Linked DNA regions of Homo sapiens: region 1 is linked to region 2. A link is a loop called in an ENCODE intact Hi-C map of the cell type or tissue named here. Cell type or tissue: ascending aorta. All regions are shown on one strand. Each heading gives the region's core, and the rest is flanking DNA. Links, peaks and the distances in the headings are about the cores only. Region 1 holds the start of MIR6887 (microRNA 6887). Region 2 holds the start of HAUS5 (HAUS augmin like complex subunit 5).

Region 1 (7,560 bases), core at 6-5,005, 490 kb after region 2:
ACGCCGAGCTCCTGTGGCTGGAAGGGCAACCCTGCTTCGTGGTGGCCGATGCCTCCAAGGCGGGCAGCACCACGCTGCTGTGCCGCGACGGGCCCGGCTTTTACCCGCACCAGAGCCTGCACGCCTGGCACCGGGACACGGACGCTGAGGCCCTGGAGCTGGACGGCCGGCCCCACCTGCTGCTGGCCTCGGCTTCCCAGCGGCCCGTGCTCTTCCACTGGACCGGTGGCCGCTTCGAGAGACGCACAGACATCCCCGAGGCCGAGGATGTCTATGCCACACGCCACTTCCAGGCTGGTGGGGACGTGTTCCTGTGCCTCACACGCTACATTGGGGACTCCATGGTGAGGCTGGGCCTGGGGGCGGGGGGCTGGCTTTTCAGCACTGACCCAATCTTGCACACTAAGCCTCTAAACTCTGACCTACCCTCACATGCCGACCTTTGAACCAGGACCCCACCCCACACTGATGCCAAGACTCTGACCCCCTCAAGGCTGGCTGACTCCGAACCACTCCCCAGTCCCCGACACTGATGCTGGCCCCAACATCCTGATTCTACCCCCAAATGCTGGCTCTGTGACTCGGATGCATTCCAGACTTCACCACAGCCACACCTGTCCCCACCCTGACACTGAGCCCCCAAGGCTGATGCTAGGGTTAAGCACTGCCCACTGTTTCTGGAGTGAGGTGCAGGCAGGGGAGGGTTCTGAGTCTGGAAGGGCCCTGATCTGACTCAGGTGTTCACAAGGTCTCTGGGTGGGGAACAGACTGGGGGAGCAGGGAGAGGAGCCTAGAGGCCAGGGAAGAGGCTGCCAGGATGGTCCAGTCAGGAGGGGATGGAGTTCAGCCAGAGGTGGTGGGAGAAATGTACAACTGTAGAAGGTGAAACTGACAGAGTCCATGGCTGAGTGCTTCTGTGTGGGGCGTGAGGGCAAGGGAAGGGCTCAGAACAACTGCATGTGTGTGGCCGAACAGGTGGGTGGTGACTTTTATGAAGATAAGAAAGCTATGGGAGTTTTGGGACCGACAGGCTTCTGCTTCCAAGCTGTTCCACGGCCCCCAGAGACCCCCGGGACCCCAGGCCCTCACTGGCCACACCCCCACAGGTCATGCGCTGGGACGGCTCCATGTTTCGTCTGCTGCAGCAACTTCCCTCGCGCGGTGCCCACGTCTTCCAGCCACTGCTCATCGCCAGGGACCAGCTGGCCATCCTAGGCAGCGACTTCGCCTTCAGCCAGGTCCTCCGCCTTGAGCCTGACAAGGGGCTCCTGGAGCCACTGCAGGAGCTGGGGCCTCCGGCCCTGGTGGCCCCCCGTGCCTTTGCCCACATCACTATGGCCGGCAGACGCTTCCTCTTTGCTGCTTGCTTTAAGGGCCCCACACAGATCTACCAGCATCACGAGATCGACCTCAGTGCCTGAGACCACCAACGGGACTCTGGGCATGGCTGGGGCCCCTGGACGGCCCCTTGGCTGGCTCCTGGCCCTACTTGGGGTGATGGCCCGCCTGTGAGCTGCTGACCGTGGGCCACGTTCATCAGCCACACGTCTAGGCCTTAAGCCCACTTCTTAAAGGATCTGCACCCATGGGGGGACATAGAGGGTCCCAGCCTACTGGACCTCCCGAGCTGCCCTTCAGGTCTAAAGCAACATCTGGACATCTCGGCTGGGGCAGATTCCCCATCAAAGGCAACCTGGGGGGTGCAGGCTGGTGCACTGCATGGAGTCGAGGTGGAGGTCACGTGCAGAGCTCCATGAGGTCCCGGAGCCCCCCTCTCAACCCGCTCCTACCCCGCTGGTCCCTCTGAAAGCACCGAGGGGTTGATGGCATTCCTTTCCCATTCTAAACTCCACGCAGCCAATCGCTTTCCTGGAGGAGCGCCAACCTCGAAGACAACTCAGCACTGGGCGGGTTCCCCTCTGCTGCTTGTGCGCATGCGTGCGGCCGCCCAGCAAGCTGTGCCTTTTGCGCCTCTTGCGCGTGCGCCGGGGCACAGGGAGGGACAGCGGGAGGTGTCGCGGGGAGCCTGGTGCCCTTCTAGATGGGCGACGGAGGCAAGGACAAGACGAGTCCGAGCTCAATAAATGCGCTGTGCACCCTCCCCGCCCAGTGTTGTGGATCCTTGGGAGAGGATGTCCTGTGAACGGCACAGGGCGGGGATGGTGTCCCTGGAGCAGTGCTCGGAGCGGCCCAGGTCCCAGGGAGGCGTTTCCGCAGTTCATGGTCTCTGAGTGTGGGTTCGTGGTTATGGAGGGACTCAGGGGATGTTTGAGGGATAAAACGGCATGATGAGGGGACAAGTCACGAGTTTATTGTGGGTCTCTTTTTGGGTTCATGTTTCAGGACATTGGAGGAGATATTTTTGGGTGTTTTGAGTTTTAGGCGTGTTGTGGGGTAGTTCATGAGAACATTTCGCATGCCTTATTAGGTATTGGGGAGTCTCAAGGGACTTTGAGGCTTGTTGGAAGTTCTCACACTATGTGGTCATTGTATGTTATTAAGGGTAGCATAGGGAATTATTTAACGGGCTTGCAGGGACATTTGGGTATTTGGAAAGATCTTGTAATAAAGTGAGGTCTCGGGGTAAGTGAGAGGGTCACAGGGGCTTACTATTATAAACTGTCTGAACACTTCCATCATAGCGGGACGATCCTATGTCCCAGTTTTCCTGGAATGGTCCAGGGTCCACTGGAATGTTCCAGTGTTCCATCTGGTTAGAGCTCTCTTTCATTCCTTTTGGCTACTAGTAAATCCCAAATTGCATATGAGGTTCCCATGGCTGAGGAGGCAGAGGGCGGGCCTGTGCCATGTCCCAAGCCACAAGGGAACAGGCCTGTGGGCTTTTCCCAACAAGCAGGCTCAGTGCCAGCCTCTGTGTCAGCCTCCAGGGCACGCCAACCTTCTCATGGTGCCCCAAGCCCCACCCCAATGCACACATAGGAAGTCTCCAGGCTGCTTGGGCAGAGGCACAATCATTTTAGATTAAAAAAAATTGAACAAAGAGACCCTCTTGCGAGAGGTGAGATGAGGCCCTGCCATGCAAAGGAGTCCCAGCAGAGGAGGAAGAATTCCATCCTGGAGTTCAAGTTTCTGTGCAGAGACAGGACCTGGGGACAGAGAACGGTCCTCCACCCAATTTCAGCTGGTCTGTCCTCATCAGCTTTGGGCTGAGCCTGCGGGAAGTGATGGGGTCCGTTTGTGAGGGTGGATTGAGTTCTTTTCTTTCCAGTGTGCAAACACACACATACACACACACACACACACCACTTCCGTGTTCCCCTGAGCCCCATGCTGCCCCATCTTACCTGGGGTGATGAGAGGTGGAGTCTCCCCTGGATGGTGACTAAGGAGACAAAAGTGGTGAGATTGGTGTCCGCCCCCATTTGCCCTCTCCCTCCGGATAGAGGGTTCTTAGCCTGCCCAGACATGTCTTCCTGGCTGCCTTTCCATTTGGGGGGTTGTGCAATCCCAGGGGCCAAAGCATTTCAGGATTTGGGGCCCCCTGGGGATTACCAGCTAGAAACAATAAACCTGGAAATCTTAGCGGCAGGAACTCTAAAGGGCAGAGCCCCGAGGCCTCTCCTGCTGGGAGAGTTAGCCCTTTCACCCTGAAAAGCGTCCAGTCAGCCTGAGGCGGGCATGCCGGAACAGTATCTTACCCGGACTTCTGGCCAAACTTGCATTTGCATTTTGCACCTGTTGGGGAGAGCTGAGTGGTCAGGGGAGGGGAGCCCCAGCCCCGGCCCGCCTGCTCCCCCGAGCTCCTCCACTCACTCATGACGATGATGATGCCCATGGCGCACAGAACCCCAGCGCAGATGAGCCCGCCAACCTGGAGGCTGTGCCAGTCTAGGAGGAAAGTGGAGGGGACCTCAGTGCCAGCCTGTGTCCTCTCCATCTGTCCCCCCATTCTCTTGACAAATATATATGGAGCACCTAGGATGCACAGGGTGCTGGGGACACCGCCATAAGAAAACAGACAAAATCCCAGGTGCTCACATTCTGGTTCACACACCAGCAAACACGATCTGTCGTGCAGGGTCAGGCAGAGATAAGTGGTTTGAAGAAAAATAAGTGGGGTGGGAGATGGAAAGTCAGAGGGCGGGCTGGGCATAGTGGCTGACACCTATTAGGTTGGAGCAAAAGTGATTGCGTTTTTGGCTAGACATGGTGGCTCACGCCTGATATCCCAGCACTTTGGGAGGCCAAGGTGGGCGGATCACCTGAGGTCAGGAGTTCCAGACCAGCCTGGCCAACATGGTGAAACCCCGTCTTTACTAAAAATACAAAAATTAGCCAGGCATGGTGGTAGGCGCCTGTAATCCCAGCTACTCAGCAGGCTGAGGCTGGAGAATCATTTGAACCCGGGAGGCAGAGGTTGCAGTGAGCCAAGATTGCACCATTGCACTCCAGCCAGTCACACTCTGGGTGAAAGAGCAAAATTCTGCCTCAAAAAAAAAAAATTGCATTTTTGCCATTAAAAGCAGTTGCAAAAACCACAATTACTTTTGAACCAACCTAATATAATCCCAGTGCTTTGGGACTTCAGGAGTTCAGGAGTTCTAGACCAGCTTGAGCAACATAGTGAGAACCCATCTCTACAAAGTATACAAAAATTAGCCAGGCATGGTGGTGTATGCCTGCAGTCCCAGCTATTCAGGAGGCTGAGGCAGGAGGATCGCTTGAGACCAGGAGTTTGAGGCTGCAGTGAGCTATGATTACACCACAGCACTCCAGCTTGGGCAACAGTGTGAGACGCTGTCTCTAAAACAAAAAAAAAGTCAGATGGCAGCTCTTTTAGAGGGAGTTGTCAGGGAAGGCCTCTCAGGGGGCTGCATTTGAGCAGAGGGAAGGGAGGGAGCCATGTGGTTCTGTGGAAGGAAGTGTTCCAGGCAGAGGAACCAGCAGGTGCAGAGGTCTGAGGCTGGCAGTATGTCTGCTGTGTCTGAGAGGCTTGGAGCAGAAGGAATGAGGAGCGTGGAGAGGTGAGGGCAGAGCGGGGAGTAGGGAGCAGGTCATTGGAACCTGGAGGCCAGATGAGGGTTTTGATCCAATAGCTCACCACCTCCAGGAAGTTTTCTCAAGTCAACACTTCTCCCAGCAGTTGATCTGAACCAACCAATGGCTTCTTGCAAACTGTCCTCACCTCCTGCGTGTGTCTATCTTGCTGGAATAGAACCTTCCCAAAGGCCAGGTTGCTGCCTCTAGTTCCTTTAATCCACTGTGTGGCATATTCAGTAACCCCATCCTAGTCCCTTCGTATCTTTGTCCTGTGATGCTCACGTCAGGCCCCAACCCTGTATGGGAACCCTTGGCACCAAGCAGTATGTGGGGTTGTGGGGAGGGGAAAGGGGGCACGGGCTCTCACCATAGTAGAAAGGACTGTTTTTATCTGCAAGGAAAGAAAAAAGATCATGAATCCAGGATTACAGCCAGGATGCAGGCCTTCCCCACCCAGGGGAGAATTTGGGGGTGTGACGGGTGAGAGTCCAGTCTGACTCACCTTCTAGGTCATTGGCGTCCAGGACAGGAAAGCCTAGTGGGAGAAGAGGGGAAGGAGGGGAGATGGTGATGCCGGCCTCAGCCAAGCCTTTGGGCAGGGCCTGGGGAGTTTCAGGGGCCTTGGGAAAGGGTCTCCTGCGGGACAGGGGTCCTGTCACTGAGCAGCCACCTCATCCCCTCATATCCCAACGAGGAAATGTGGACTCGCCCACTCAGCCCCACACCTCCGAGTCACGCCAGCATTCTGCCACCTGAAATGGGTTCTAATCTAGGAGGTTTTTAGCCACTATTTGGTCTCATGTTTCCAGACACGTGGTTAATCCATGCCTCCTGCAGCAGCGGGGGACTTTTCTGGTCAAGACGACAGATGGTTTCAGTTCCCAGATTCCTGTTTCCCCAAGTCCAATCATGCTCAAAGCCCATCCTCCCGCTTCCACCATGTCCACACCCACCTGGTCTGGTGTTTGCACATCATTGAAAATGACTCACTATTATACACTTAAATAGACTTTATTGAAAATGTAATTTTAGATCACTACCCTGCAGGGAATACTGGTCTTGCCCTATGTAATGGACAAAAAGTGTGCCTGTAATCCCAGAGCTTTGGGAGGCTGACGTGGAAGGATCTCTTGAGCCTGGGAGGTCAAGGCTGCAGTGAAAAAGTAAAAAGCGGGCTGGGCACAGTGGCTTAGGCCTGTAATCCCAAAACTTTGGAAGGCCGAGGCAGGAGGATCACTTGAGGTCAGGAGTTCGAGACCAGCCTGGCCAATATGGTGAAACCTTGTCTCTTCTAAAAATACAAAAGTTAGCCAGGCATGGCAGCACACGCCTGTAATGCCAGCTACTTGGGAGGCTGAGGCAGGAGAGTCGCTTGAACCTGGGAGGTGGAGGTTGCAGTGAGCCGAGATCATGCCACTGCACTCCAGCCTGGGCAACAGAGCGAGACTCTGTCTCCGAAAAAAAAAAAAGAAAAGAAAAAAGGGAAAAGTGTTTGGAAGTTAAAGATGCAGTCGCACTGAGCTGAGCCTTCTACTTGAAGTTTTTAGAGAACTGGCAGGGCAGTTATCTTCTTTCAGTGCTTTGAAGGTGTCATTTCATCATCTTCTCTAGCTTCCGTTATTTCTGTTTAATAGTCAATCAAGGCCAGTGCAGTGTGGCTCATGCCTGTAATCCCAGCACTTTGGAAGGCTGAGGTGGGAGGATCAAACTCAGCCAGGAGTTTGAGACCAGCTTGGGCAACACAGTGAGACCTCGTCTCTGCAAAAAATCAAAAATGCACTGGGCATGGTGGCGTGTGCCTGGCATTCTAGCTGTGTAGGAGGCTAAGAGAGTAGGATCGCTTGACCCCAGGAGTTCAAGGCTGTAGTGAACTGTGATTGCGCCATTGCACTCCAGCCTGAGCAACAGAGACTCCCTTTCAAAAACAAAAACAAAAACAAAAACAAAAACAAAAAAAGCCAAAAAAAAAGAAGAGATCGAGAGAATGGGGAAGACGGTGACTTTCCAGCTGTGTGAGCCAGCTCTTCTCGTGTATCCCCGGCTATCACTAGTCTGACTTTTCTTACCCTCAGGGAGATGCTGTTCTAACATTTACCACCTTCCCGGGGAGGTAGAAAAGCACAGGAGAGAGACAGAGGTTGGATCCCCGCATCCAGGGGATCCAGAGGAAAAGGCAGACGGGGGATGGGTACTCACCTGCCAGGAACACAAGCAGGCCCAGGGTCACCTTCTGCATGTCAGAGCGCTGGCCTAGAGGGGTGGCGGGAGGTCTGGCCTTAGCAGAGCCACCGGGAGGCTGGCCCTGTGCCTGTGGCTCCCCAACCCTCCTCCCCTGCTCCCCAGGCAGGGTGCGCAGCTCACCCGGGACAGGAAGGCTGGCATCTCGCTGGGCTGAGAGATAAGCCGCAGCTGCACCGTGGAGTGGGGACTGGGTGAAACTCGGGCCTGAGGCGGGAGGAGCCATAATAACTCACTGGACATGGACTTCAGGCTTTCTGGGAATCGCCCCGCAACCAAACAAGGGCGCCACTGCCCGCTGTTGTCCTCACTGGACAGATG
Region 2 (15,178 bases), core at 5,593-10,592:
CCTCACTCCCCATCAAGCCATCTGGGCTGGCACCTGGTAGACACCCAGTATTTGGTGAGTGAATCCAGGAATGAATGACTTCTCTAACCTTCAGTTTCCTCATCTGTAAACTGGGGTTCTTAAAAGTCCCTTTCCTCATCGTCATGACTCCAAGAGACTGTGTGTGTACACAGACAATGATGCTAATCACATTGGAGACACAGGGTGCTTACTGCATAGCAGGCAGTGTTCAGTGCCCTGTGTGGGTCCCCTGCCTCAATCTGCCCAGCACCTCGGTAAGATATTGCTTCATGCTTACTCCACTGAGGAGGAAGCTAAGGCACGGGGAGGCCACACAGCTAGGAAGAGACGGCAGAGAGGATTCCCAGGCTTTGAACTGCTGAGGTATACTATGTGACGGTGATGAATGAACACGTGGAAAGTCGACGGCAGTGTAGCTTAGTGGTTGGGAGCACAGACCCATTTCAGACCACCTGGATTCAAATTCCAGCTTTGCCATTTGGGCAACCTACTAACCTCTGCGTCTCAGTTCCCTTCTCTGTAGAATGGAGAGAACAGCAGCACTTACCTTATGGGACTGCCGTGCAGATGAAACAAGGGAGAATGTTTAAAGCCCTTAGCACACAATGGGCACTGCGTAAACAACGGGGTTGCTGGTAAGGACTCGTGGAGGCTGCTGGTAGTGGGAATGGGCGGGGAGGCTGGATGGGGTGGCAGGGCAGACCTACCCTGGGTGGGAAGGCCTGGCGGCAGGCTGGTCTTCATGTGGAGTAGATCCCAGCACCAGAGGCTCCGCTGGTCCTGCAGGAGCAGAAGGTCCTGGCGAAGAGAGGCAGCCGCCGGCAGGAGCAGCTCCGAGGCCTGGAGGAGGAGGGAAGGACGGTCACCTGGGGCGGGGCTGGGGAGACAAGTCACAGGAGACGGGCACTCACCTTCCCTGGAGGCAGCCCCAGCTTGTGGCTCAGCGCTATGAAGCTGGAGCCCCTTGGGGACGCGGGGTGCAGCTGGTGGATGGATGGGAGGACCGTGGGCAGGGGCTTCAACCTACGGGCGGGGAGAAGTCTGGGTTGGGTGGGGACTGAGAGGAGGCCTTGGGTTCTGGAGGCTCTGGGGGCCCAGGAACTTCAAGGTGGGTCTGGGGACTAGGATGCCAAGACCAGGGCTGCTGACCCAAGGGTGAGGTCTGGCAGCCTGGGAACACTGGGGGTCTGGGGTTATCTTTTTTGAGGAGGTTCAGGGAGTGACAGTCACCCATGGCAGGGGATGCAGGGCAGGGGTGGGGCAGCCCCAGTCTCACTCTCCCGGCCTGTGCCGCAGCAGCGTGCCCAACAGAATGTGGGGCAAATGCCGGACTTCCTCCTCCAGACAGCGCAGCAGCTCCCGGCTCTGTGGTGCCACTGCCTCAAATGTAGGGACCACCTTTCGCTGGACCAGAGCTAGCACCTGTGGGGAAGGGGAGGGGTGGGTGGGGCATCACAACATCACAAGTCCACCCAGCCCCATCCTGGCAGATCCAGCCCTACCCAGACCTCACCCCAACTCCCATCTCACCTCCCCCGGGCTCCGGCACAGGCGGGTCTTGCTGGCCGAGTTTCCCTTGATGAGCAGGCGGACCTGTTCCTGGGTCTCCTCCTGAGGAACCAGGATACCCTGAGACCCACTCCTCCCAGCTCCCAGCCTCAGTGTGCCTCTCTGCTTAGGTCCTGCTTCTGCCTGGGAGTCTCACCTGGGCTCTTGCCTAGGAGGCCCAGTTCTTAATTTTTAAGTGACAGCATTCTTTTTTTTTAAGTGATAGCATCTTGCTCTGTCACCCAGGCTGGAGTGCAGTGGTGTGATCATACCTCACTTCAGCCTTGAACTCCTGGGCTCAGATCCTCCCACCTCAGCCTCCCAAAGTGCTGGAACCACAGGCATGTGCTACCACACAGGGCTCAGGCCCAGTTCTTAGCCATAGTTTTCAAGCCTCCCCTCTGGCCCTCCACAAGGCCCTGGGCCTAGCCTCTCACCACCAGCTGGCGCCAGTGCAGGATCCGCTGCTGTTTGGCCTGTAGCTCCCTCAGCAGGAGCTGCCGATGCCCAGCTGCATCCTGCAGCTCCTGGCTCTGATCGTGCAGGGCCTTGAGCTCCGTCCACAGGCAACAGCGCCGAAGCCCCAGTATCAGCACCTGCCTGCAGGGCAAGTGGAGGAGAGCAAAGGAGAGAAGGGTGACTGAGCCACACAAGGGACCATAAACCAGGGAGAGACACTGCAGGGAGAGGAGGCAGAGATAGGAGCCACAGAGGCTGAAAAAGTCCAATGGGCTGAGACACTCAGAAGCGAGATGGCCTAGAGACCTCTTCTCGGAGAGCCCCCCACCTCTCACTGGATCCCAGGACGCGTCTCTCCACCTCCTCCACCAGGCCCTGGAGGCGCTGGGTCAAGACTTGCCGCTCCTTCAGGAGGGTGCTCCGCTGGGAGACCAGCACACCCACAGTCCGCCAGCCCTCCTGCAAGCGGGGTACAGAATCAGGGTACACCCAGGGCATGATCCATGGGTGAGGGGATTAAGGAAGTCTTGGAATGTGGTGGGGAGGCGAGCCCTGGGGTCACCTGGATGAGATGAACCATGGACGGCAGGGTCTGGCTGGAGTCTGACTGGTCCGGGGCCTGGGGTCTGGGGTGGGGGAAGAGCTGCTGAGGGAGCCGTGCTGCGGCCTTGCCTTGGTACTCGAGGGTGGACAGTATCAGTCCTGCCACCCCACCAGGCAGTGGGTTTCAGTTCTACCCCATCAGCAGGTGGCTGGGCCAGGGGTCCTGAGGCTGTCCCAGCTCACCCACTCACATGGCCTTCCCCAACTGTGAGAATACCCTGCCCCACACCTGGATATCTCTGTGTCGCCAAGCCCATCCCCACTGCACAGGGACCGAATCTCTGCCTCCCGCTCTGCAGCCAGGTGCTCCAAGGCAGCCAGGACGTGGCCTGGGGGGTGGTTTGTCAGCAGCGTCTAGGGGGAGGGAGGGTGAAGTCAGGGCAGGATCGGGGCAGGGCTGTGAGCTGAGACCCCATGGGAATAGGGCTGTCATCAAGAGTTAGGTCCTGGCACCCTAAGTTTTGATCAAGGAGCGGGAGGGTGTGGCTTTCCTGAGAGCCCTGCCCTCTCACCTCCACTGAGCTCAGCCACTGCTGGTACGAAGTGCCAAAGTGGTCATCATGAGGGGTTCTGTGGGGTTGGGTAAGCGGACAGAGAACGTTACAAGACACGTCAATTATCCTCTAGTTATCACCACCACCCTATAAGGTAGGGGCTGTCATCTTCCCTATGCCTGTTAGACTTGAGTTCCCCAATTATACCAACCTGCTGGCTTTGGGGCCTTTACATGGGTTGTTCATCTGGGACACTCTCTGGACCCTTCACCCCAGCTAAGCCTCCTCACCAGAGAACCTCTCCCCTCCCTGCCTTCTTAGCTGGGAAAGGCACTGCCTCTGGGTGCCCAGAGCCTCTCAGGCCTCCTCACTCCCGCAACAGCCCTGACCACCTGGCTGTCACTGTTTGTGATGAGAGACTGTCTCCTTCTATTCCCAGCCTGGAAGTCCCCTTCTACAGAACGTAGCCCAGAAGCTCAGTGTCTGAGGAATTAATAAATAAGAGACCCCCACTTAAAACCCAGGGTCTTTACAGGGTCTCTGGGGGCTAGGGACACTCACGGGAGGCTGCCCCTCTTGGCCTGGGGAAGCAGGAGGTTCTGCAGGAACTGGGCCCGGAGGGTGCAGGCTGTTCGGACATCACGCTAGGGAGAAGAGGAGGAAGGGACCTGAGGGGGACCCTAGCATCTGCCTGACTCCAGGCTCCCTGCCCCTTCTCCCATGACCAGGACTCTTACCAGGACCACGGGCTCCAGGCCCAGAGCTGCCGACGTGAGGGATCCAAAGGTCACATCTACTTTGGCTTTCCTGGAGGGAGAAGTGCAGCTGGGGCTGGGGTCCCTGGGAGAACAGATGTCTGTGCCCCATCTCCTCTCACTGCCAGCAAGGCCGGTCAGAGGAATCACTAAGCCTAGATCTCGGGAGCCATCTCCAGATTAGGCCACTGTCACCTCCCAGCTGGAATATTGCATTAGCCTCCCCACTGCTTTTGCTCCACGAGACTGTTTGCCACCCAGAAGTCAGTGATTCTGTTAAAACTGTAGGAAGATCATGTCCCTGCTCAGATCTGTCCAAAATAATGTGATGTTTCCCCAGCGCATTCAGAATAACAATGGGCCCAGCGTGGTGGCTCATGCCTGTACCCCAGCGCTTTGGGAGGCTGAGGTAGGTGGATCACTTGAGGTCAGGAGTTCAAGGCCAGCCTGGACAACATGGTGAAACCCCGTCTCTACTAAAAATACAAAAATTAGTCGAGCACAGTGGCATGCGCCTATAATCCCAGCTACTGGGGAGGCTGAGGCAGGAGAATCGCTTGAACCCCAGAGGCAGAGGTTGCAGTGAGCCAAGATCATGCCACTGCACTCCAGCCTGGGCAACAGAGCCAGACTCTGTCTCAAAAAAACAAAACAAAACAAAACAAAAAAACCAAACCCAGAATAACAATGGTTAACAGGCACTTCTCTAAGCACTTCACATGATTTATTCCACCTAACGATCATGCCTACCCTATAAGCTTGGTATTAATATTATCCCCATTCCACAGATCTTAGAATCTGAGGCACATAGAAAGAAGTTAAATACCTTGCCCAAGGTCACCCAATTTTTTTTTTTTTAAACAGAGTTTTGCTCTTGTCACCCAGGCTGGAGTGCAGTGGTGCAATCCAGGCTCACTGCAACCTCCTTTTCCTGGGTTCAAGTGATTCTCCTGCCTCAGCTTCCTGAGTAGCTGGGACTACAGGCACGTGCCACCACACTCGACTAATTTTTGTATTTTTTAGTAGGGACGGGGTTTCACTATGTTGGCCAGGCTGGTTTCGAACTCCTGACCTCAAGTAATCCGCCTGCCTCGGCCTCCCAAAGTGCTGGGATTACAGGTGTGAGCCACCATGCCCAGCCTTAGGTCACCCAATTTTAAGTGGCCAAGCCAGGGCATGAACCAGTGTCAGGGTAAAATCGCAACACATCATCCACAGTTCTCTGTCCACTCCTTCGACCTCACCTCCTCAGGTTCTCGGTCTTGCCTGAGAAACTTGAGCTGACATTGGCCTCCGGGCTGCTCTTCCTGCATGCTGAGCACACCACCTCTGCTCTTGCTATTCCTTCTCCACAGAAATTCCTCTTCCAACTCAATGTCCCCTCCTCAGAGGCCTTCGCTGACCACCCTCGCTAGGGCAGCATCTCCCTCTCCCTTCTATGATAGGCTTTTCTTCACAGCACTCATCTCTACCAGAAATGATAGGGTCTGTTTGGTTCCTACTTTACTATCTGTCTTCTCTGTGTCACAGCATAAGCTCCAGGAGGGCAGGGACATGTTCTCTGTTTGTGGCTGTTTCCCCAGGGCTGGTGTTCTAGGTATACAGGTGGTATCATTCTAGGCACTGAAAATACAGGTGACTGAGATGACAAAACCTCCTGGCCTCATGGACATTCCATCCTAATGGTTCCAGAATTCTGGAACCCAAGAAGGGATCAGGGCAGAGCCCTGAGGTCTCTAAGAGAATGTCTGGCCACCCAGCCTGGTGAGGGTGGGTCCCTGAGGCCCACCTCTCCATGTCCTGCAGGCGCCTCAGTTGATTCTGCAGCCGCTGCATGGGATCTCGGAGCGTATGCTGCTGTCTTCGCATGGCCCCAGCTTGGGCCCGGAGGAGGAGAGCTCGACGCTGGGTGTCTTGAGTGTGCTGACGTGCCTGCTCCATGGCCGTGTCTGTGGGAGGAACAGGGGTGGCCATCAGCACCTTTCCCGCCCCACATTCTGGTGCCCATCTTCTGGCCCCATGGCTCACCCTGAGCCTCAGTGTCTCGCTCCATCAGCTCCAGGCTCTGGTCGAGTTCCTGGATTTCTGCCCGCAGGCGGGTCACAGCAGCTTCCAGCTCTAACTTCCGACGGACCTGGGAGGATCAGATTCAGGGTCAGATGGTCTGATCGGGGCTCAGCCTGGCCTGTCTTTTGGGGGTACCAGGCTCCTCAACTGGTGGCAGAGGGTTTTTGCTCAGCAGTTTCTGTGTCTGACACAGAAGCATTAGGGTATTGGCTCCCTCCCTCCTTCCTCCTAGGATTGTCTTACCCACACTTCCAGCCTGTTTCCTGTCTGTGCTGGTGACAACCACATCTTTGTCCCAGTACTGATCTCTTCCCGGAGCCCTGCACCTAGAAGTCCCAAGGCCTCCTGGAAGCCTCCCCTTAGGTGTCATATGAGCCCCTTGCACCCATTGGGTCCCACACTGGCCTCAGCATCTCTCCCATACCTGTCCCATCATCTCTTCTCACCAGCTTTGATGCCACATATCCAGGTCCCACCTCTCTGCGCCCAGCTAATTAATGCTCTTTATTTATTTTTTCTTTTTTTGAGATAGAGTCTCGCTCTATTGCCCAGGCTGGAGTGCAGTAGTGCGATCTCAGCTCACTGCAACCTCTGCCTCCCAGGTTCAAGCGATTCTCCTGCCTCAGCCTCCCAAGTAGCTAGGATTACAGGCGTGTGCCACCACGCCTGGCTAATTTTTTATTTTTATTAGAGACAGGGCTTCACCGTGTTGGCCAGGCTGGTCTCGAACTCCTGACCTCAGGTGATCCGCCTCCCAAACCACATCTTTGTCCCAGTACTGATCGCTTCCTGGAGCCCTCAGGTGATCTCATCACCTGAGATGAGGCCTCAGGTGAGCCTCCCAAAGTGCTGGGATTACAGGTGTGAGCCACTGCACCTGGCTGAGCTAATGCTGTTTCCACTGGACTTTAAGCCCTATGAGGATGGAGATCAAGGCTGTCTTGTGACCCATTGTCCCCAGCATCACCCAGCACCTGGTTGGGCTTAGAGCAGAAGATCTACAAGTCATTTTTCGGATGAAAGAGAATCTTGTAGCATATGCTTCTCACCTGTGGACTGTCCTGGTGGCCATACCTAGGAAAACGAGGCCAGAGTCAGCGGATGAGTGGGGCTTCTAGGGGGGAGGGCAATAGGTGTGATGCTGTGGTGGGGACAGGGCTAAATGGGAGTGGGGAAGACAGGAGGGGATAGCTTTAAGAAGCAGTTACCAGAGTAGGTTTCCCCGGATCTTCTTGACAGTCCTACAGTGCAGAGGCAGAAAGAGGAGTTACTATGGGCCTCACCTGTGCCCCCTCCCCTGCTCTAGCCCAGCTTACCTCTGACTGTGCACATGCTGCAAGATGTAGGCCCAGATGTCAGCCCCCTGGCCCAGACACAGCCTGTGGGGACAGTGTGTAAGCATATGCCTGGGGCAGCACACAGGGTGTGGGATCCTCATTCCTAGGGTGATGGTGGTAGGGAGTTTTTACTAGGGAGTTCTCACTTCTTGAGGAGGGAAGGCCCAAACTTTTTTTTGCCTTTTTTTTTTTTTTTTTTTTAAGAGACAGTCTCGCTCTGTCGCAGTGGTACGATCATAGCTCCTTGCAGCCTCAACCTCCTGGGCTCATGCGATCCTCCCACCTCAGCCTCCAGAGTAGCTAGGACTACAGGCAGGCACCACTACACCCGGCTAATTGGTAAAACATTTTTTTTGTAGGGACTGGATGTTTGCACTAAGTGTGGTGTTATTCTCATTCCCTGGGAAGGCGGGTGGTGGGGGAGCGCGGGAGAGGCGGGTGCTCCCTTTCTCCTGGGAGTGGGTTATCCCAGTCACATCCAGAGGTGGAGGTGGGGGATGTACTGCCAGGAAGTGCCATCTCATGACCAGACGTGGGGCATCACTCCTACAGCTTCAATCCCCGATGGGGTGGCCACGGCTAACTCCTGAGTGTCCTTCTTGGTTAGGTTAAGGGAGGGAGGGGAGGTGCTGCGGGGACAGCCTCACTCTGGAGATCCTATTTCCATAAGGAGCGAGGTCTTAGCTAACTCGTGGAGGATCCTCACCAGTGCTAGGGACCTCACTCTGGGGAGCCTCCCAGGGTAGGGAGCCCTCAGTAAGTCGGGTCACTCTCGATGGGGAATTGGGGGGAGTCGAGTCCTCAATGAGGGGTGGAGTTCTCACTCCCGGAGACTCAATCTCCAGGGTGGGGTGTCCTCACTCCAGGAGCGGTCCTCACCTGCGCAGCGTCGATTCCGGGGCCCGGGCCGCCACGGGCACCCCCATCTCTTCGACCGCCCAGCAACCCAGTTCCCGCGCTTCCTGCGCTAGCTCCATGACAGCGCCGCGGCGGCGACACCGCCTCCCTCAGCCTCTTCAAGTGTGGCGCCCGCCTCTGACGTCACGGGCGCGCCAACAGTGACGTCATCGGTTGCCGGGCAGACAGCGGGCTCGGGCGCTGCATAGTAATCTTAGCGCGGTCAGGCTGGGTCTTGCAGCGCTCACTCTTCCCAGGTAGGTCTCCTTGAGTGGAAATGAAAAGGGCGTGGAGAGACTGCAGCCCCGCCCGCCTTCCCTCGTTCTCCCGCTCACTACCAGCTAACCCGAAAGAGGCAAAACAGTCCTTGATGCTTCCATTTATTTTCTTTTTCTTCTTTTAACTAAACACTTTTATTTTAATAGAGATGGGATCTCACTTGTTGCCCAGGCTAGTCTCAGCTTCTGGGCTCTTGAACTCCTGGGCTCAAGCGATCCTCCCGCCTCGGCCTCCCAAAATGTTGGGATTACAGGCGTGAGCCACCACGCTCACCCCCTTTATTTTCTTGACAAAATGGGACTTGCGTCCTAGGAGGACTGGAACCAGGCAATGAGATCCTGGACTTACTGCTCTTTGATTTCAGAAACAGGTGTCTCATGTCTGAGTGGAGGGTAGGGGCAGAGAGCATGACCCTAACATTTCCCTGGCATGCGTTTTCCCATTCATTCGTGCTTACCATTCCATAAACTCAGGGAGCTGACCCTGTGCTGGGTGATGCTGGGGACACCATGGTGACCACAACAGCCCTGGTCCCTATTGTACGGAGCTCACAGTTGAGTGGGGAGACAGACGCACCACCAGGTAGGGGTGGTAAAAATAAGCAGCAGGGGTGGGTCAATTTGGGACACAGCAGGTGTGAGAGGTCTGCGCTAGACCAGCAGTCCCCAACCTTTTGAGCATCAGGGACTGGTTTCATGGAAGACAATTTTTCCACAGTCTGGGGGATGGAGGGTGGGAGCAGTGGATGGTTTCGGGATGAAACTGTTCCACTTCAGGTCGTGAGGCATTATATTCTCTGTCTCTCTCTCTCTTTTTTTTTTTCTTCCCTGTTTTTTTTTTTGAGGTGAAGTCTCCCTCTTTCACCCAGGCTGGAGTGCAGTGGCCCGATCTCGGCTCAGCGCAATCTTTGCCTCCGGGGTTCAAGCGATTCTACTGCCTCAGCCTCCTGAGTAGCTGGGATTACAGGCGCCCGCTACCATGCCCAGCTAATTTTTGTATTTTTAGTAGAGACGGGGTTTCACCATGTTGGCCAGGCTGGTCTTGAACTCCTGACCTTAAGTGATCAGCCCATCTCAGCCTCCCAAAGTGCTAGCATTACAGGTGTGAGCCACCATGCCCCGCCTAAGCATTAGATTCTCATAAGGAGTGCGCAATCTAGATCCTTCGTATGCACAGTTCACAATAGGGTTTGCGCTCCTGTAAGAATCTAATGCCGCTCCTGATCTGGCAGGAGGTGGAGCTCAGGCAGTGATGCTCACCCATACGCCACTCACCTCCTGCTGTGCAGCCTGGTTTCTAACAGGCCATGGACTTGTATTGGTTCACGGCTTGGGGTTTGGAGACCCCTGCCCCTGCCCTAGATGAAATACTTCTCTGATGCTGACTAACCAACCATGCTTAAAAGCAAGGCCCGAAAGGATCAAGCTATTATTTAGCTGCATTCCAGAACAAAATTCAAGAATATTTATAGAGATTAAAAAAAATCCAGCATCCAACACTGTAAAATTAACAATATCTGACATCAGTAAAAAATTATAAGGCAATGGCTGGGCGTGGTGGCTCATGCCTGTAATCCCAGCACTTCGGGCGGTTGAGGTGGGAGGAATGTTTGAGGCTAGGAATTTGAGACCCACCTGGGCACCACAGCAAAACCTTGTCTCTATTAAAAATTAAAAAAAATTAGCCAGGCGTGGTGGTGCACGCTTGTAGTCCCATCTACTTGGGGGGTTGAAACAGGAGGATCAGTTGAGCCTGGGAGGTTGAGGCTTCAGTGAGCTATGATGGCACCACTGCACTCCAGCCTGGGTGACCCTGTCTCAAAGCCAAAACAAAACCAAACCAAAATAAAATAATCATCTGTATTCATGTTTCATAATATCCTCAATGGGTTTGTGCCTTTTTGGTACAGCTGTCAAGCAGCTCAAGAAAGTCGTGGGCTTTATCCGCTTAATGTAAGTGGCCGCTCTTGACTCTGGTTCCCAGGAAGACCTTCAACCTGGCCCCAGCCAAAAAGGCTACAAGCTGGCCCCCAAGAACTCACACAGCTTTTCCCAGTTCAGATGGCCCCAGGATAGCATGCCCACCAGCTTCCAGGAATCACTGTGGTTACTGTGCCCAGGTGCCTGAACCTCACAGTGCTGTGCATGGGGAGAAGCCTCTGCTGGGTGCTGACCTACCAGACAAGGATGGGCCAATTTAGGTAAATGGGAATGAGGAAGGAATGCCCGGCCCCAGAAAACCTCCCTCGAAGTTCAGATGACCATAGGAAACTCCCTGATAATGCAACTGCTGTGACTGTCACCTGCGTCTCAGTAGCTCACTGCAGGCACCTGGTCTCACTTCCTCCAGTCTGGCACAGCTTGTTACATCACCCAAGACAATGAAGGAAAAAGTGACCCCTTCAGAGGAAGGCCCTGAGCACTTAGGGTGCTTTCTGCCCCAGGGACCCAGGGTGAATCCCACGAAAGCCAGTTGTCTGGTTAGTGGTAACAGCACAGTGCAGGTGGACAGTCCCAATGTCCCATTGTTATGCTGGTGCTCAGCAGATGGTGAAGAACCTCCAGGCATGCCCCACAGCGGTCCCTGCTGCCTGCTTCCTGGCTGGGGTAGGACACACCCCTGTGACTTCCTTTCCTGCTATGTCTCTGCCCATCCTGCCCCAAACACACATGTAGATATGACCGGGTCTCAGACTGCAAAGTCAAGAGAGAGGAGGAAGTTCTCAGTAACATGCAAGGCGTGCCCTACCGCCATGATTTGGAAAGTTTCACCAGTCTCTGCTTTGAGAAGACTTGATCTGTCCCTGTGATTTGGTCACAATTGCCTTTGGACTGAGACACCACCAAAGGACAATGGATGGCCTGCACCCCCAGGAGCAGTCACCCGGGGTGCCTGTCTGGGCAAGTCTCATTCTCATTGCTACCTGGGCTTTCTCGTTTGTTTGTTTGTTTGTTTGTGAGATGGGACCTCACTCTGTTGCCCAGGCTGGAGCCATGGCCCGATCACGGCTCATCACATGCTGGAACTCCTGGGCTTAAGTGATCCTCCTGCCTCAGCCTCCTTAGTAGCTGGGACTTGAGCCAATTCTCCCAGCTAGATTTTTTTCAGTTTTAATTTTTTGTAGAGACGGGGTCTCGCTATGTGGCCCAGGCTGGTCTCAAACTCCTGGCCTCAAGCAGTCCTCTCACCTTGGCCTCCCAAAGCACTGAGATTACAGGCATGAGCCATTATACCTGGCCACTTTCTGCTTTTATTTATTTATTTTTTTTGTGACAGAGTCTCCCTCTGTCGCCCAGGCTGGAGTGCAGTGGCACAATCTCGGCTCACTGCAACCTCTACCTCTTGGGTTCAAGCAATTCTCTGCCTCAGCCTCCCAAGTAGCTAGGATTACAGGCATGCACCATCATACCCGGCTAATTTTTGTATTTTTAGTAGAGACGGGGTTTCACCATGTTGGCCAGGCTGGTCTCAAACTCCTGACCTCAAGTGATCCACTTGCCTCAGCCTCCCAAAGTGCTGGGATTACAGGTGTGAGCCACTGCACCTGGCCTCACTTTCTGCTTCTTATGCTCAATGTCTCCTTGTTTTGGAGACATGTCACCATTTGTCCTTTTCTTGGTTCCTTTCTCATGGTATCTGTTCTGTTGGCCTTGGTGGGAGGTACTGGTGCCTTCCTGCTTTCTTAGATCCTGAAGGAGCAGAGCCCCTGTGGCCTCTTGGTCTTCTTCTGTCAGCATCTCTCTCCCTTTGCTTTATCTGAAATCTCTTTTCTGTTTTTCTGGATAATTTCAGGATGCTTTTTGGAACCCATCCACCATCTGAGAGATAATAAGAAGCTTCTCTAGGACTTGTGATTTTGGTTTCAGCAGCTCCTTCCACGTTTGAGAAGAGTCTTCTCATTTCTTACTCATAGAACATCCCATCAGACATTTCTCCTGATCCACATAGTAATTCAGGGATCCAGGCTTCTTCCATAAGGTGATTCAACCATCTTCTATGGGCTCAGAGTCTTTTGAATCCAGGCAGAAGAGAGAATAAGGAACTCGCACCTGCTTCTTGAAAGTCTTCACCCTAAAGTGACATACATCACTTCTGCTCTCAGTCCATTGAACATAACTTGTCTTATGGCTTCAACTAGCTGCAAGGGCCTCTGGGAAATGTAGTCCTGGTCTAGGCAGTCAATAAACATCCTGCTGGCTCTGCCACAGAAGGCCTTTCTAAGATGTTCTTTGAGCTGAGACGTGAGAGCCAAAGTGTGAGAGCTACTTGAAAACTGTGAAAATGGAGTTCCCAAAGTGGGAACAGCAAGTGGAAAGACCCTGATGCTGGAATGTGCTCAAAGGAACAGTAAGAAATGAGCTTCTGGCTGGGCGTGATGGCTCATGCCTGTAATCCCAGCACTTTGGGAGGCTGAGGCAGGTGGATCACCTGAGGTTAGGAGTTTGAGACTAGCCTGACCAACATGGAGAAACCCCGTCTCTACTAAAAATACAAAAAAATCAGCCGGGTGTGGTGGTGCATGCCTGTAATCTCAGCTACTTGGGAGGCTGGGGCAGGAGAATCGCTTGAACCCAGGGGGCAGAGGTTGTTGTGAGCTGAGATCGTGCCATTGCACTCCAGCCTGGGCAACAAAAGTGAAACTCCGTCTCAAAAAAAAAAAAAAAAAGAACTTTTATTTTGTGAGCTACTGAAATGGTGGGGTTTATTTGTTATAGCAGCTAGCATGACTCTAAATAATATACCTTGTAGACATCATTGCCCACTAGCTCAGTGTATCTCAAACTACTTGTAACTATGGAGAAGGATCATTTGTTTGATGTTTCCAACCTGTCATGGACCAATCCTTTTGGTCTCTACCCTGTTCAACAAGAAAATCCATTGATCCTATACTTGGATGTCATGGATATGTCAAATTGCTGTGTTTCTAAACACTTGCTGGCAATTTCCGTACTTATCTGGTGGCACACCATTGCAGACACCAGCTCGGTTGGGGAGACCCTAACCCACTGGTGCTAGAGGAATTAAACACACACACACAGAAATATAGAGGTGTGAAGTGGGAAATCAGGGGTCTCACAGCCTTCAGAGCTGAGAGCCCCGAACAGAGATTTACCCACATATTTAGTAACAGCAAACCAGTCATTAGCATTGTTTCTATAGATATTAAATTAAAAGTATCCCTTATGGGAAACGAAGGGATGGGCCGAATTAAAGGAATAGGTTGGGCTAGTTAACTGCAGCAGGAACACGTCCTTAAGACACACATCGCTCATGCTATTGTTTGTGGCTTAAGAATGCCTTTAAGTGGTTTTCCACTCTGGGCGGGCCAGGTGTTCCTTGCCCTCATTCCCGTAAACCCACAACCTTCCAGCTTGGGCGTTAGGGCCATTATGAACATGTCACAGTGCTGTGGAGATTTTGTTTGTGGCCAGTCTTGGGGTCAGTTTATGGCCATATTTTGGGGGGCTTGCTCCCAACACCATAATAGTTGCTGGACCAGTCCTGGCACCACTTTAGCTTCTTATTCTGTTTTATTTTTCTCTATAGCATTTACCATTCCCTGTAATTATCTTGTTTATTTTTGGGTATACTTGTTTATAGTTTTCTTTCCCACTAGAATGTAAGCTCCATCAGAGAAGAAGTTGGCCTTACTTCTCTTGCTCCGTTGTGTTCCTCGTTCCCAAGACAATGCCTGGGACACAGTAGGTGCTCAGAAAGTATTTGTTAAATAATGAGTATTTGTTAAATAAAAATCATGGCTGGGAACAGTGGCTCACGCCTATAATCCCAGCACTTTGGGAGGCCAAGGCAGACAGATTGGTTGAGCTCAGGAGTTTGAGACCAGTCTGGGCAGCATGGCAAAACCCTGTCTCTACAAAAAATATAAAAATTTGCTGGGCATGGTGGCATGCACCTGTAGTCCTAGCTACTCAGGAGGCTGAGGCATGAGAATCACTTGAACCTGGGAGCCAGAAGTTGCAGTGAGCTGAGATTGTGCCACTGCATTCCAGTCTGGGTGACATAGTGTGACCCTGTCTCAAAAAAAAATTTAATAAAATGAAATAAAAATAACAAGGAGGGTGGGGGGAAGGAGGCAATCCATATCTGTTACAGAGGCTCTCTACAATCAGAACCTGACCAGAACTCTAACCAGTTTGTTAACAGCCATTGAGATCCCCTCAAGAGCTGTGGTTTTTTGATAGACCATGGTAGCTCAGATTAGATGTCAACTGAAGAATCATGAGGTTTTGATATGGTTTGGCTGTCCCCACCCAAATCTCATCTTGAATTGTAGTTCCCCAAATCCCCATGTGTTGTGGGAGGGACCTAGTGGGAGGTAATCGAATCATGGGGGTGGTTACCCCCATGCTGCTGTTCTTGAGATAGTGAGTTCTCACGAGATCTGATGGTTTTATAAGGGGCTTTTCCCTCTTTGCTTGGCACTTCTCCTTCCTGCTGCCATCTGAGGAAGGACGTTTTTGCTTTCTTTTCCACCATGATTTTAAGTTCCCTGAGGCCTCCCCAACCCTGCGGAACTGTGAGTCAATTAAACCTCTTTCCTTTATAAATTACCCAGTCTTGGGCAGTTCTTTTCAGCAGCGTGAGAACAGACTAATACAGGTTTACAAATTTGGAAAGGAGAGCTTTATTTCTCATAAAGAGTTGCAGCCTGCAGCCGGGCCATCTCACAGGCCGAGAAGTGTAGCCTCCGGTAGAA

The links. Hi-C counts contacts between places; a loop is a spot of excess contacts. Peaks named below come from ENCODE experiments on the same cell type or tissue, not always from the same donor. Only the 100,000 strongest peaks of a DNase experiment are listed, where the experiment ranks them.
Region 1: it touches region 2 in a loop (2.8-fold over the local background); 1 of 110 quality-filtered maps calls a loop at or near these places.

The regions. Positions count from the first base shown.
Region 1 is chr19:35,119,054-35,126,613 of GRCh38, reverse strand. FXYD3 (FXYD domain containing ion transport regulator 3) reads right to left here. Exons shown (of 9, transcript NM_005971.4): 3 at 7,198-7,251; 4 at 5,504-5,536; 5 at 5,369-5,392; 6 at 3,775-3,849; 7 at 3,660-3,696; 8 at 3,306-3,343; 9 at 2,290-3,173. The coding sequence starts at 7,237. The coding sequence ends at 3,157. LGI4 (leucine rich repeat LGI family member 4) reads left to right here. Exons shown (of 9, transcript NM_139284.3): 8 at 1-344; 9 at 1,107-2,101. The coding sequence ends at 1,421. It overlaps MIR6887 (microRNA 6887), which reads right to left and starts at 3,914; the gene lies at 3,850-3,914. RefSeq lists enhancers at 2,220-2,309, 2,580-3,467, 3,468-4,357. In ascending aorta, for the core only: no CTCF peak of the experiment used is centred there; DNase peaks (open chromatin) are centred at 1,923 and 2,863; H3K4me3 peaks cover 1,874 bases; H3K27ac peaks cover 2,612 bases.
Region 2 is chr19:35,605,878-35,621,055 of GRCh38, reverse strand. HAUS5 (HAUS augmin like complex subunit 5) reads right to left here and starts at 8,321. Exons shown (of 19, transcript NM_015302.2): 1 at 8,164-8,321; 2 at 7,264-7,326; 3 at 7,156-7,188; 4 at 6,997-7,021; 5 at 5,909-6,014; 6 at 5,670-5,829; 7 at 3,863-3,932; 8 at 3,687-3,769; 9 at 3,144-3,201; 10 at 2,861-2,985; 11 at 2,591-2,654; 12 at 2,357-2,487; 13 at 2,007-2,169; 14 at 1,552-1,632; 3 more. The coding sequence starts at 8,261. HAUS5-DT (HAUS5 divergent transcript) reads left to right here and starts at 8,392. Exons shown (of 2, transcript NR_186318.1): 1 at 8,392-8,438; 2 at 12,253-12,667. It also overlaps the pseudogene TRUND-NNN10-1. RefSeq lists enhancers at 8,184-8,443, 8,032-8,587. In ascending aorta, for the core only: a CTCF peak has its summit at 8,269; a DNase peak (open chromatin) is centred at 8,325; H3K4me3 peaks cover 1,389 bases; H3K27ac peaks cover 555 bases.